2 separate regions of the Homo sapiens genome follow, and region 2 is linked to region 1. The links are chromatin contacts, found by Hi-C or POLR2A ChIA-PET in ENCODE. All regions are on one chromosome and are shown on one strand. The core of a region is the stretch at or near the end of the contact, and the rest is flanking DNA. Distances in the headings are between cores, read along the strand shown.

Region 1 (7,338 bases), core at 1,913-4,412:
CTGCCCGGGGCGAGACTGCCAGCTTAGCCGGCCCTGTGTGTGGGGACTGGGGCTTTCTCTCACCCTGGCACCACCTCCTGTAGCCATGCCCTAGGCCCAGAGGCAGCAGGTCGGAACCTGCAGGTACCCAGAATGAAGGGGGACCACTGTCATACCTGGCAAAGTCTGGAGAACGGGAGATGACGTGCTGGAACTCAGAGAGGTTGATGGTTCCATCCCTGTCAATGTCAGACTCCTCCAGGATCTGGGAAAGGGAGAGTTTCAGGCCAGAGCCCCAACTGCTCCCTCCCGCTCCCAGGCCTGCTCAGCTGCTCACGTTGTCGATGAGCTGCTTCATCTCAGACGCACTAAGCCGTGTGTCCTCGCCCTCTCCCGTGAGGCAGTTCACCAGCCGGCTCAGGTCTTCTCTGTTCAAGGTTCCGTCATCATCAAAGTCTAGAGAGCAGACACAGGAAGCCAAAAGACACGGTTGGGAGGGGCTCTGAGGTTCCCCAAACGGCGCCCATTTCCCAAGCAGGGCCACCACAAAGCCCACGTGGGAAGGGGTGGTGTCCTGCCGGGCTGCTCCTGGTTCTCACCAAAGATGCGGAAGGCATAATGGGACTTGATGTCTGGCGTGGCTGTGTCACTGAACACACTGAGGAGATCCAGGAAGTCCTCAAAGCTAAGGCTGTCTTTGGCTGGGGATGTGGAGAAGACCCTGCAGATTCGCTCCTTGAAGGGGTTGGCCTAGGAGAACAAACGCCACAGGACGTGGCCCAGGTCACACGCTCATTAAAGCCTACCAGAAACTTGAGAGAGCAGGTCACAGGACCAGCACCAGCGAGCTCAGCCTCGTGGGGGTGAACAGTCAGTGCTTTGGGGCCAACATGGAGGGCAGTGGGGGCACAGGAAAGCAAACTGACCCAGCTGGGGAAGGGACTGAGATGGCTTCCTGGGAGTCAAGTGTTTAACCCAAAGGCAGGTCACATACAACGTAAGTGTGGGCAGAGAGGGAAGAAGAAGTCATCCTAAACAAAGGGAACGAGATGGGCTGGTTATTTTAAAACACAAATATTTACTTGAACAGCTATTGTGTTACAGGCACCGGGCCAGGCCCTTTGCACAGAAATTTTGCAGCAGCCTTACGGAGTGGCAATCAGCCTCTAGAACACGGTTCCTCAAACTCTAATGAGGTACCTCAACTCCTCTTAAGGGACAAAACTTCTTTGAACTTCCAAGATTATGTTCTAGAATCCCCATTTGAAAAGCACCATTCTAGATAATTCTGCCAGGTGATTTTGGTAAAGTCCTTGCCCCTAGAAAATCAGAACTAAGCAGAAAAATGACCAGAGTGGGGACCAGTGACCCCATGATCCCAAAGCTAGTGGCAGATGGAGTTAGGGGGTCTAGCAGGGAGGGAGTGGTGGGAGAGGTGTCAAAGGAGGGGAGCGCTTGCACCTTGAGCTCTGGAAGGCTGAGAATCTGCTCGAAGGGCACTTGTGCCCGAAGTGACGACTCCACGCTCCGCTGCTCCTGGGGAAGCAGCTCACAAAACCGCCTGTGGGCTCTGGTAGAGAGAGGGGAACTGTCGGTGTTCTCAGCGATCGGTCTCCCTGTGTGTTCATTCCCACTCCTTGCCTGCTGCTCATTGTCAACCAGGTGAGGAGCTAAAACCACGTACACAGAACTTCCGAGTCATCAGGCAACGGTAAGCAAAAGGACATGTCACAAGGCAGTACAGCCTAGGAGTCTATTCTTGCAATGAGTATTTACTGAGCATTTACTATGTGCTTGGCACTGATTCTAGAGATCCCCAAGGGATGAAGAAGTTGGGAAAGGAGCCAGAAGTTGGCCCTAAAGAATTGGCCAGGCACGGTGGCTCACACCTGTAATCCCAGCACTTTGGGAGGCCAAGGCGGGCGGAGCTTTGGAGGTCAGGCGTCTGAGACCAGTCTGAGCAACATGGTGAACCCCTTCTCTACTAAAAATACAAAAATTAGCCGGGCATGGTGGCGGGTGCCTATAATCCCAGCTACTCAGGAGGCTGAGGCAGGAGAATCACTTGAACCCGGAGGCAGGAGAATCACTTGAACCCGGAGGCAGAGCCTGCAGTGAGCCAAGATCGTGCCCCAGCACTCCAGCCTGGGCGACAGAGCGAGACGCTGTCTCAAAAAAAAAAAAACGGAGAAAAGAGCAAAACCAAAAATCTCATTCTCACCTTCACTCCAGGGATCTCTTACCCTCAAAGCCTCCTTTTTAGCAACCACACTGAACTGTCCTCCTCGGCCTCCACCTCCTTCCCATGAGCTTATCTTTGCCACAGGAACCTGGCCTGCATAAATCCGGCAAAAGGGCTTCCAGCCCAAGTTCAAATCTACTTACTCAGAGTGTTGTCTTAAGCAGTTACCAAACCTTTCTGAACCTGTTTCATTGTCCAGTACCTCTCTCCTAAAGATTAAATTAGGTAACGCAGGCAACCATTTAGCACAGTCCCTGGCACATGGTGAGTGCTCAGAAAGCGATAACGGTTACTGTATTATTCAGGTAAAGTTGGGAGAAGGAGCCGGGCTCCCCAAGGCTTCTGTGGTTTAGCCACTGGGCAAGGTCGGCCCCTGCCGGACTGGGGCAGGAAGTTCGGCAGTGCTGAAGCTAGTGGAGCCCAGGGTCAAAGAGCGCCTAACTTTTCCTGGAGGCTGTAAGGTGGCTCCGCGGTGCCACGCTGGGGCCTCAGGCGAGGGCGGGGAGGGCGTGCCGGGAGGAGGGCGCAGCCCGGGCTAGGTCTCCCGGCCTCCAGCTCCCGCTCCTCTGCAGACCTCAGGCCAGCCCCCGCCCCTCCCTCGGGACAGCGCCCCCGAAGCTGTCTCTAGAGGATCCCGGGGTCGGAGGCAGGGTTCAAGGCAGCACTTACAGGAGGATCTCCTGCTTCGTCAGGAACGTCAAGTCCTGGAAGGCAAAGCCAGAGCGGGGATTAGCGGACCGCTGGGAGGCCGCGGCCGCCCCGCAGCCAGCTCCCGGACCCTGCTCCCGAGAAGAGGCCCGCACGCGAGCTCCCCAGGGCCAGGCGTCCCGCGCACCTGGTACTCGGCCAGCAGCTCCTTGGACAGGCGACTGCCCGAGCCCCCCATCGCCCCGCCGCGCGCACAGCTCCGCCAACTCGCCTCGAGACGCAGACAACTTTCTCACTTCCGCCCTTGGGCCGCGTCACTGCCCGGTCCCCGCGGCAACCGCTCCTGGGGCCACCACCCCCGGGCCCGCCCCCTCCTAAAAGCTGCCAGGCGTTCCCAGCCGGGTTTGGCAGGCGAGCTGCCGGCTCCAAGCGGTCCTAGGCGAGCTGGAGGCGGGGCCCGGGGAGGGGCCCGACGCTCCGGGGCGGAGCCCGGGACTCACGGCCCCGCCTCCGGGGTGGGAGGGGGGGGCGGGCCACGCCGCGCGCGTGCGTGCTGGCTGCGTATGCGTCACGGGCGTCATGACCTCGCTGTGGCCCCGGCAGCGGCTGCGGGGAAAGTCGCGAGGTGCATCCGCTTCGGCTGCAGTAGGTGGTGGCGGCGGCAGCCCTGGGTGGGGTCCCATAGGGGCATCTGAGAAGTCACTGGAGCTAGCGTTTCCGGGAAACCTGGAGACTCGCTGAGTGGCGGGGGTCGTCGGCTGCCCCTCTGCCCAGCAAGGGCTTTTCTAGATGTTATCATCAGGCAATCGCTGCACCTGTCGCAGCCCCCAAGCCACCTCTTCCAGAAGTAACCATAACCTTGCTTCCTTCTTAGGCTATTTACTGAGGACCCACTGGATGTCAAGCATTGTGCATAGTTTTCTTCGATTGTTGCAACATCCCTTGCGAGGTAGGTTCCCATTTTACAAAGATGGAAATACGTAAGTCCAAAGGGTGTTAGTGATTTTTCCGGGCGCCGGCATTTAGAAGGTAATCGGTCCAGTCCAAGGCACTTTTAAAGGCTCTCCACTGCTGTTCTCATCATTCCAGCTGACCTGCCGTCCTTTTGACTCCATCTCACCCCTAGACTGCTGACCCTTTGCTCTTGTCCCCTCTTAACCTCTAGGATAATGTTTGGCACATAGTAGGCTCTCAGTAAATATTATCGAATGCATAATAAATGAATGAACGTATACTATTGCAAAAGGTAAGGATTCCAAACTGCTGGGAGGAGGAAGTGGAGGTTGTGTTGGTCAGGCTGGGATTAATTCTTGATCCTTCCAATCCATTATACTTGCTGATCTTTGTAAAGTCTAAATCTGAGTATGTTAGTCTCAGTTTATAACCATTAAATGGTTAAAAACCCAAATCCTGGCCCTCTGTAACTGGACTTCCTCCTATTGGCTCTCTGTCTTTCAGCCACTTTGGGCCCTCAGTCCCTCTTCCATCTCATCCTCAGGGAAGCCTTTCCTGACTCCCTAGACTGCCTAGGAATCTACTTTACACTGGAAGAATACCCAGTGCTCTCCTTGGCAGCATGTGTTTGATAAGACACACTGTATTAACAGGTACATTCCATCATTGTAGAAATATTCAAGGCCAGGCGCGGTGGCTCATGCCTGTAATCTCAGCACTTTGGGAGGCTGAAGCAGGCGGATCATTTGAGGCCAGGAGTTCAAGACCAGCATGGCCAACATGGCAAAACCCCATCTCTACTAAAAATACAAAAATTAGCCAGACATGGTTAAACCTGGGAGCTGGAGGTTGCAGTGAGCGGAGATTGTGCCACTGCAGTCCAGCCTGGGCAACAGAGTGAGACTCTGTCTCAAAAAATAAAAATAAAAAAAAATAACTAGGGTATAGGCCCATCCCAACCTGATCATTTTTCTCTTTTTTTTTGAGACAGAGTCTCGCTGTGTCGCCTAGGCTGGAGTGCAGTGGCATGATCTTGGCTCACTGCAAGCTCCGCCTCCTGGGTTCACGCCATTCTTCTACCTTAGCCTCCCCAGCAGCTGGGACTACAGGCACCCGCCACCACACCCGGCTAATTTTTTTGTATTTTTGGTAGAGACGGGGTTTCACCCTGTTAGCCAGGATGGTCTGGATCTCCTGACCTCGTGATTCGCCCACCTCGGCCTCTCAAAGTGCTGGGATTACAGGCGTGACCCACCGTGCCCGGCCGATCATTTTTCTCTTAATAGCAGGCTCTTTCTGTCCGAGAAAGAGTTAGTCTTCTGTTAGTAAAAGCTTAGGCAAAAAGCAAGAAGCTGTCATTATGTCTCCTGTACTAAATAGACCTTGTTTGCCTCTTACAAGCCAAGGCGAATACCTGGACTGCATGGTAATAAGTATCTGTCTTCTTTTTTTTTGAGACAGAGTTTCACTCCTGTTGCCCAGGCTGGAGTGCAATGGCATGATCTCAGCTCACCGCAACCTCCGCCTCCTGAGTTCAAGCAGTTCTCCTGCCTCAGCCTCCTGAATAGCTCGGATTACAGGCATGTGCCACCACACCCAGCTAGTTTTGTATTTTTAGTAGAGACGGGGTTTCTCCATGTTGGTCAGGCTTGTCTCGAACTCCCAACCTCAGGTGATCGCCTGTCTTGGCCTCCCAAAGTGCTAGGATTACAGGCGTGCGCCACTGCACCCAGCCATAAGTATCTCTTTATAGTGAAGACATGAGAGTCAGCTTTGTGCCTGGTGACCAGCTGTGATCTAGATCTCTCAGTCACTTCACTTGGCTCTGAACCCTTCATGGAACAACCTTTGGTTTTCATTTTGCTTCCTGATTCATTTTGTACACTGACCAGCCAGCAAGAACCTTTTGTGCCATTTGGCATATTTCTCATTGTAAATTATTTTTATTTGTGAGATGGAGTCTCACTCTGTCACCAGGCTGGAGTACAGTGGTATGATCTTGGCTTACTGCAACCTCTGCCTCCCAGGTTCACCTGATTCTCATGCCTCAGCCTCCTGAGTAGCTGGGATTACAGGAGTGCACCACCACGCCCAGCTAATTTTTGTATTTTTTTTTAGTAGAGACGGGGTTTCACCATGTCGGCCAGGATGGTCTCGATCTCCTGATCTCTTGATCCGCCTCCCTCAGCCTCCCAAAGTGCTGAGCCACCACGCCCGGCCTCTCATGGTAGATTATTAAATGGGCAGTCTGAATCATTTGGTAGTCCTCGGTGAATCTGGTTAGCATATTGTCCCTCCTGTACCTGATCAACTCTTGGTACAGTGATAAAACCGAGCTGCTGATATACTTTTATTTTTTATTTTATTTATTTTTTTGAGACAGAGTCTCACTCTGTCACCAGGCTGGAGTGCAGTGGTGCGATCTTAGCTCACTGCAACCTCTGCCTCCCAGATTCAAGCGATTCTCCTGCCTTAGCCTCCCGAGTAGCTGAGATTACAGACGCCCACTACCACACCTGGCTAATTTTTTTGTATTTTTAGTAGAGACAGGGTTTCACCATATTGGCCAGGCTGGTCTCGAACTCCTGACCTCGTGATCCACCCACCTTGGCCCCCCAGAGTGCTGGGATTACAGGCGTGAGCCACCGTGCCCGGACTTTATTGTAATTTTCTTTTTTTCCCTTTTTTTTTTTTTTTTTGAGATGGAGTCTTGCTCTGTCACCAGGCTGGAATGCAGTGGCACCACCTCAGTTCACCACAACCTCCACCTCCCAGGTTCAAGTGATTCTCCTGCCTCAGCCTCCCAAGTAGCTGGGACTACAGGTGTGTGCCCACCACCACGCCCAGCTAATTTTTGTATTTTTAGTAGACACAGGGTTTCACCATGTTGGCCAGGATGGTCTCGGTATCTTGACCTCGTGATTCACCTGCGTCAGCCTCCCAATGTGCTGGTCCAGGGATTACAGGTGTGAGCCACCGCACCCAGCCCCTCATTGTGATTTTGATTTGCCTTTTCTTATTGATTAATGACGTTAAACATCCCAAATGTGCTTGTTGGCCATCTTTATATCTTATTTGAAAAAATGTCTAAGATTATCTCTTTTTTTTCTCCTTTTTTTGGTTTTGTATTATTTTTATTATCTCATTTTAAATTTTTTCGCCTGTCAGATAAGATTCTCTTTTATTAGAATAAGATACTACATTAGTCAGGCCTGGTGCAAGTGCCTGTGGTCCCAGCTACTTGGGAGGCTGAGGTGGATGGATTGCTTGAGTCTGGGAGGCAGACATTGCAGTAAGGTGAGAATAAGATACTACATTTGATCATCAAAATTATGCTTAGCTTCACTTTTTTGTTGTTGTTGTCTTTTACCTTGCAGCTCCAGCTCAAAGGATTAGCTTCACTTTTAAACATTTTTGGCCAGGTGCGGTGGCTCACGCCTGTAATCCCAGCACTTTGGGAGGCCAACGCAGGTGGATCACCTGAGGTCAGGAGTTCGAGACCAGCCTGGCCAACA
Region 2 (7,002 bases), core at 3,786-6,285, 650 kb after region 1:
GCACGGAGTCTCACACGGGCACCTCAGCCTCTGCCCCCTTAGCAGCCGGCATCATTGCTCTCACCCTGGAGGCCAAGTAAGTGGGTGGGGGCCAGCGGCAACCCTGTCCCTACCAGCACTCTCTGTAGGGCAGCCCTTAGGGCAGCTGGAGAGCTGCTCCCAAAAAAGACTGATCCCCAGCCTCTCCCTTCCTTCTTTGCAGTAAGAACCTCACATGGCGGGACATGCAACACCTGGTGGTACAGACCTCGAAGCCAGCCCACCTCAATGCCAACGACTGGGCCACCAATGGTGTGGGCCGGAAAGGTGAGGGCAGGCTGGCCCGGCAGGCTGGATGTGGAGTTAGGTAGAAGGCACTCTGTGCCTGACAGCTGACCCTACCTTCCCTGTCCCCACAGTGAGCCACTCATATGGCTACGGGCTTTTGGACGCAGGCGCCATGGTGGCCCTGGCCCAGAATTGGACCACAGTGGCCCCCCAGCGGAAGTGCATCATCGACATCCTCACCGAGCCCAAGTGAGGGCTGGACCCAGGCTGGGAGGGGGCCAGTGGGACCTGAGAGTCGCAGGGGGTGCCCGCTGGTCCCTCTGGGCCAGGCTGACCATCATGGTGCTCTCCTGCACAGAGACATCGGGAAACGGCTCGAGGTGCGGAAGACCGTGACCGCGTGCCTGGGCGAGCCCAACCACATCACTCGGCTGGAGCACGCTCAGGCGCGGCTCACCCTGTCCTATAATCGCCGTGGCGACCTGGCCATCCACCTGGTCAGCCCCATGGGCACCCGCTCCACCCTGCTGGCAGCCAGGTGCTTGCTCTGTCCCTGCCCGCCCTGCCCAGCGCCGCCGCCTCTCACAGCCCGCGTGCTTGCCTTTGCTCGCTCACACGGCCCAGGGGGCACTGAGTGCTACTCAGTGGGGCACTCTTGGCATTTTGGGAGGGACAATTTTGTCCTGTGGGACTGTCCCATGTTGCAGGAATCCCTGGCTTGCAACCATTTAATGTCAGTAGTGTGCCCCACCTTGTGCGGTGCCTGTGTACCTTTCTAGAATCCCCCAGTTGAGCACGTCTGGCTCACTGAGAAACAGCCAAGCCAGCAGGCACTTCTGGCCCCATGGGGTTGGTCTGCGTGGGGGAAGGGTGTGTGGCCCATGTGCTGTGGGTTAGATGTCCCTGGCTTGGGGTCCCGCAGAGGCCTCAGGGCTGTGTGCACTCCCCTCCCCAGGCCACATGACTACTCCGCAGATGGGTTTAATGACTGGGCCTTCATGACAACTCATTCCTGGGATGAGGATCCCTCTGGCGAGTGGGTCCTAGAGATTGAAAACACCAGCGAAGCCAACAACTATGGTACTGGGGGCACTTGAGGGGTAGGGGTACGAGGTGGAGGGCTGGCAGGATCTCGAGCACTGGGTGTGGTGCCAGCACTGTCTTAACTCTTGCCTCCTCCCCGCTCTGGAACAGGGACGCTGACCAAGTTCACCCTCGTACTCTATGGCACCGCCCCTGAGGGGCTGCCCGTACCTCCAGAAAGCAGTGGCTGCAAGACCCTCACGTCCAGTCAGGCCTGTGTGGGTCAGTAGTGGGTGCTGTTGGGCTTTGGGGGCCTGAGTCTGGGGGTAAGGCGGGTGCCTGTCCTGAAGCCCAGCTCTAACAGAAAAAAGTCTCAAGAGACCTAGGGCCCCTGGGGCTCTTGGGATGACCACAGTCCTGGGGCTGGAGGATCCTGGGGATGTGGTGACTTGGCTTGGGGCTGCTGTGGTCCTGGGGCTACAGTCTGTTTAGCTGACACACACTTGCCCTCTCTCCCACGCCGGCAGTGTGCGAGGAAGGCTTCTCCCTGCACCAGAAGAGCTGTGTCCAGCACTGCCCTCCAGGGTTCGCCCCCCAAGTCCTCGATACGCACTATAGCACCGAGAATGACGTGGAGACCATCCGGGCCAGCGTCTGCGCCCCCTGCCACGCCTCATGTGCCACATGCCAGGGGCCGGCCCTGACAGACTGCCTCAGCTGCCCCAGCCACGCCTCCTTGGACCCTGTGGAGCAGACTTGCTCCCGGCAAAGCCAGAGCAGCCGAGAGTCCCCGCCACAGCAGCAGCCACCTCGGCTGCCCCCGGAGGTGGAGGCGGGGCAACGGCTGCGGGCAGGGCTGCTGCCCTCACACCTGCCTGAGGTGGTGGCCGGCCTCAGCTGCGCCTTCATCGTGCTGGTCTTCGTCACTGTCTTCCTGGTCCTGCAGCTGCGCTCTGGCTTTAGTTTTCGGGGGGTGAAGGTGTACACCATGGACCGTGGCCTCATCTCCTACAAGGGGCTGCCCCCTGAAGCCTGGCAGGAGGAGTGCCCGTCTGACTCAGAAGAGGACGAGGGCCGGGGCGAGAGGACCGCCTTTATCAAAGACCAGAGCGCCCTCTGATGAGCCCACTGCCCACCCCCTCAAGCCAATCCCCTCCTTGGGCACTTTTTAATTCACCAAAGTATTTTTTTATCTTGGGACTGGGTTTGGACCCCAGCTGGGAGGCAAGAGGGGTGGAGACTGCTTCCCATCCTACCCTCGGGCCCACCTGGCCACCTGAGGTGGGCCCAGGACCAGCTGGGGCGTGGGGAGGGCCGTACCCCACCCTCAGCACCCCTTCCATGTGGAGAAAGGAGTGAAACCTTTAGGGCAGCTTGCCCCGGCCCCGGCCCCAGCCAGAGTTCCTGCGGAGTGAAGAGGGGCAGCCCTTGCTTGTTGGGATTCCTGACCCAGGCCGCAGCTCTTGCCCTTCCCTGTCCCTCTAAAGCAATAATGGTCCCATCCAGGCAGTCGGGGGCTGGCCTAGGAGATATCTGAGGGAGGAGGCCACCTCTCCAAGGGCTTCTGCACCCTCCACCCTGTCCCCCAGCTCTGGTGAGTCTTGGCGGCAGCAGCCATCATAGGAAGGGACCAAGGCAAGGCAGGTGCCTCCAGGTGTGCACGTGGCATGTGGCCTGTGGCCTGTGTCCCATGACCCACCCCTGTGCTCCGTGCCTCCACCACCACTGGCCACCAGGCTGGCGCAGCCAAGGCCGAAGCTCTGGCTGAACCCTGTGCTGGTGTCCTGACCACCCTCCCCTCTCTTGCACCCGCCTCTCCCGTCAGGGCCCAAGTCCCTGTTTTCTGAGCCCGGGCTGCCTGGGCTGTTGGCACTCACAGACCTGGAGCCCCTGGGTGGGTGGTGGGGAGGGGCGCTGGCCCAGCCGGCCTCTCTGGCCTCCCACCCGATGCTGCTTTCCCCTGTGGGGATCTCAGGGGCTGTTTGAGGATATATTTTCACTTTGTGATTATTTCACTTTAGATGCTGATGATTTGTTTTTGTATTTTTAATGGGGGTAGCAGCTGGACTACCCACGTTCTCACACCCACCGTCCGCCCTGCTCCTCCCTGGCTGCCCTGGCCCTGAGGTGTGGGGGCTGCAGCATGTTGCTGAGGAGTGAGGAATAGTTGAGCCCCAAGTCCTGAAGAGGCGGGCCAGCCAGGCGGGCTCAAGGAAAGGGGGTCCCAGTGGGAGGGGCAGGCTGACATCTGTGTTTCAAGTGGGGCTCGCCATGCCGGGGGTTCATAGGTCACTGGCTCTCCAAGTGCCAGAGGTGGGCAGGTGGTGGCACTGAGCCCCCCCAACACTGTGCCCTGGTGGAGAAAGCACTGACCTGTCATGCCCCCCTCAAACCTCCTCTTCTGACGTGCCTTTTGCACCCCTCCCATTAGGACAATCAGTCCCCTCCCATCTGGGAGTCCCCTTTTCTTTTCTACCCTAGCCATTCCTGGTACCCAGCCATCTGCCCAGGGGTGCCCCCTCCTCTCCCATCCCCCTGCCCTCGTGGCCAGCCCGGCTGGTTTTGTAAGATGCTGGGTTGGTGCACAGTGATTTTTTTCTTGTAATTTAAACAGGCCCAGCATTGCTGGTTCTATTTAATGGACATGAGATAATGTTAGAGGTTTTAAAGTGATTAAACGTGCAGACTATGCAAACCAGGCCCAGTCTCCAGTGTGGTACCGTTGCTCCTGCATCGCAGCTGAGGATAGGGGGCCAGTTAGGCCTACACAGTGGCCTGCCTGCCTGGATGTGGGCCCAAGTCAGAAGGCCAAAGTCCTCCAAGGGGCGGGAGGATGCGCCAGCCCCTAGTGGAGGAGCTGGTGCCCCTGGGGTGGGGCTGGTGACCCCTGGTCCTCAGGAGCTGAGCACTAAACTCCCAAAGTCCTGGTTTCCAGCAGTGTGAAGAACTGGGCCTATTGTGTCTTCCTGGGCTGAAGTGATCTGGTCGCCACAGGCTATAGGGCTGAGGCCTAAGGTGGAGGGAGGCCTGACTGAATCAAGATGACTTCTTGTGGGGAGCCTGAGTCCCAAATGGAAAACTCCACGCCTGTCCGCTCCCCAACCCCTGCCCCTTGATTTCCCCAGGTCTCCCTTGGGACAGGAAGCCCCTGCCTGGGGGTAGGAGGATGGGGACAAAACCACTAGGATCTGTATCCGAGAAGCAGTCTCTGTTCGGGATATTTACTTGGAAATTTTATTCAAATGGAAGCTGGCGCCTGAGCCTCTCCTTAGGGAATTCCGTGAGGTGGGGAGGGCTGGGACCAGGGTTCCCTCTTTCTCTTCTGCGGTGGCCCTGGCCTGGTGCTAGGACTGCGCGCCTCCCCTCAGTACCCGCGGACACCCTGGGCTTCCCTGGGCCCAGCATCTGCCTGGGGCCTCGCCCTGGGCTCCCCCTCCTGACCCCCACCTTGCGCCCCTTCCCGGTGTTCCCGGGGCGCTGCCGGGCCCTGGGGCCTGCGGGGCGCGGGCGGCTCTTGGCTGGGCCATTCTTTCCCGGCCCCCTCCTCCCTTCCGTTTCCGTGGCCGTGCGGCCGGCTAGAGGCTGCGGCCCAGCGCGGAGCAGGGGGGCTGGCAGGCGTCGGGGCGGTCGGGCCGGTCCCGCCCGCCCCTTCCCCTCCACAGGCCCGCCCCGGGGCCTGGGCCAACTGAAACCGCGGGAGGAGGAAGCGCGGAATCAGGAACTGGCCGGGGTCCGCACCGGGCCTGAGTCGGTCCGAGGCCGTCCCAGGAGCAGCTGCCCGTGCGGGTACCTCTAGCCCCGGGGCCTGGAGGAGCGGTGGGAGCTGGGGGCGCGGCAGGCAGGGGCAGAGCAGGCGTTCCGAGGGCCAGAGACCCACCCAGGTGGGGGTAGGGGCCGCGGAAGGGCGGGGATGGCCGCAGGGGCAGGGCTCAGGCTGTGGGCGCCTGAGGCTTCAGCTGGGGCAGGCTTGGCCTGTCGAGGACCTGGGCAAGGGTGTCCCTGTAAGGGGTGGTGGGTGGAAGGGCCTGGGGAGGGAGGCTCCAGGTTGGCTCCTGTTCCCGAACGTGCGGAGGAGACCCTGACGCTAAGGAAGCAATGAGGGCCAGTCCCCAGGCCAGGCTGCTGCTGGGTACCCATGGCTGCGTGTGAGCGAGGCAGGACCCCACCTCCTCCCCGTCTGCAGTCCATCCTGACCCTACAGTCCCCAGTCTCCTCGTCCCATGCCTCCGTCTCCAGCTGCTGCCTTGCCTCCAGGGATGGCCCCTTTTCTGTCCCCAGAACAGCACTATGGGCTTCTCTTCCGAGCTGTGCAGCCCCCAGGGCCACGGGGTCCTGCAGCAAATGCAGGAGGCCGAGCTTCGTCTACTGGAGGGCATGAGAAAGTGGATGGCCCAGCGGGTCAAGAGTGACAGGGAGTATGCAGGACTGCTTCACCACATGTCCCTGCAGGACAGTGGGGGCCAGAGCCGGGCCATCAGCCCTGACAGCCCCATCAGTCAGGTGGGTCTCTATGGGACTCTGGTGGGTGCTGGCTGTATCTGCCTTCTCCTTCCTCTCCTGGGGGCCCTCTGGGGCAGTGGCTGGAGATCTGGCAGGCCAATGCTTGGGAGCCATTGTGCCCCCCTCCCTGCCTCCCCCATCTGTGCTGTATAGTCCTGGGCTGAGATCACCAGCCAAACTGAGGGCCTGAGCCGCTTGCTGCGGCAGCACGCAGAGGATCTGAACTCAGGGCCCCTGAGCAAGCTGAGCCTGCTCATCCGGGAACGGCAGCAGCTTCGCAAGACCTACAGCGAGCAGTGGCAGCAGCTGCAGCAGGAGCTCACCAAGGTGAGCGGGCAGCACTGGGGCTTCGGTCATTTCTGTCTAAATTTTGAGCCTCGAAGGGGTTGTTTTGCACAAGAGGCCCTGGATTCACTGGGGAAGTGTAAGTCCCTGACCGCAGGCCTGGCTTGCTCTAACCTTGATGCAGCTTCCTCTCTTCCTTCCCCTACGTTGAGCTGGCTTGCAGCAAGGCCTCTCTGTGCTTTTTCTGTGCCTGGGCAAAGTGCTGGGAGTGTAAGGATGAGTGACCGGTCACGTGCCTGGGAGAAGCTCAGAATCGGTACTCGCCTCCACACTGTGCCATCTGGCTCTGGGTTCTGAGAGTCAGGGAGAGGAATGAGGGTCAGTCTGTTTGCCTTCGACCTAGGCAGCCTCCTCTCAGGGCCCCAGAGACTGGGCAGCAGCATGGCCCCCCGAAGGTCGAGGATTCGGGCCGTGAAGTCAGCCTGCCTAGGTTTGAATCCCACCCAGCTCCTCAGTCTAGAGGCTGTGTGATTTGGAACTATTTATCTGGGAGCCTAGTGCCCCCATTCAGTGTGCTGGTCACCCTCCCTGCACCACACCCCTTCCTCAAGTGCAGAGCCCAGCCTTGCCATGGACCCACAGCGGCCCCTGGTGGCCACCCTGGCCCCATTCCTCGCCCCAAAAGATCATCTGATTCAAGGGTGGGCCCATTTTTATAAAGTTTTGCTGGAACACAGCTATGCCCTTTTGTTTTCATATTGTCTGTGACTACAATGACAGAGTTGAGTAATTGTGACAGAGGCTCTATGGCCTACAAGCGTAAAATATTTATTTACTATCTGGCCCTTTAAGAAAAAGACTGATCTAGTCGAGGAATCTAGCTCAGTTACAGATGGGGAAACTGAGGTTGGGCGCTTGCCCAACATA

Evidence for each region. A loop is a pair of places that touch in the nucleus more often than their neighbours do. ChIA-PET counts read pairs that join two places held with the same protein, here RNA polymerase II (POLR2A). Pooled maps may share reads with other maps.
Region 2: a pooled map shows a loop between it and region 1 (3-fold over the local background). The contact joins the promoter of FES here to the promoter of CIB1 in region 1. A Hi-C loop is called at or near these places in 1 of 168 maps with a recorded cell type or tissue (posterior cingulate gyrus) and 6 of 50 pooled maps. POLR2A ChIA-PET finds 5 or more read pairs at or near these places in 1 of 52 experiments (activated naive CD4-positive, alpha-beta T cell).

What each region holds. Positions count from the first base shown.
Region 1 is chr15:90,230,779-90,238,116 of GRCh38, forward strand. CIB1 (calcium and integrin binding 1) reads right to left here and starts at 3,163. Exons shown (of 7, transcript NM_006384.4): 1 at 3,057-3,163; 2 at 2,891-2,925; 3 at 1,441-1,549; 4 at 579-729; 5 at 317-435; 6 at 156-244. The coding sequence starts at 3,107. It overlaps GDPGP1 (GDP-D-glucose phosphorylase 1), which reads left to right and starts at 3,431. Exons shown (of 4, transcript NM_001013657.3): 1 at 3,431-3,514; 2 at 3,744-3,818. RefSeq lists silencers at 2,656-3,105, 3,126-3,565.
Region 2 is chr15:90,879,469-90,886,470 of GRCh38, forward strand. It overlaps FES (FES proto-oncogene, tyrosine kinase), which reads left to right and starts at 5,036. Exons shown (of 19, transcript NM_002005.4): 1 at 5,036-5,076; 2 at 5,569-5,790; 3 at 5,944-6,117. The coding sequence starts at 5,578. FURIN (furin, paired basic amino acid cleaving enzyme) reads left to right here. Exons shown (of 16, transcript NM_002569.4): 10 at 1-76; 11 at 203-306; 12 at 399-516; 13 at 626-805; 14 at 1,223-1,347; 15 at 1,462-1,572; 16 at 1,818-3,989. The coding sequence ends at 2,410. RefSeq lists enhancers at 4,085-4,214, 5,752-6,181 and a silencer at 4,612-5,121.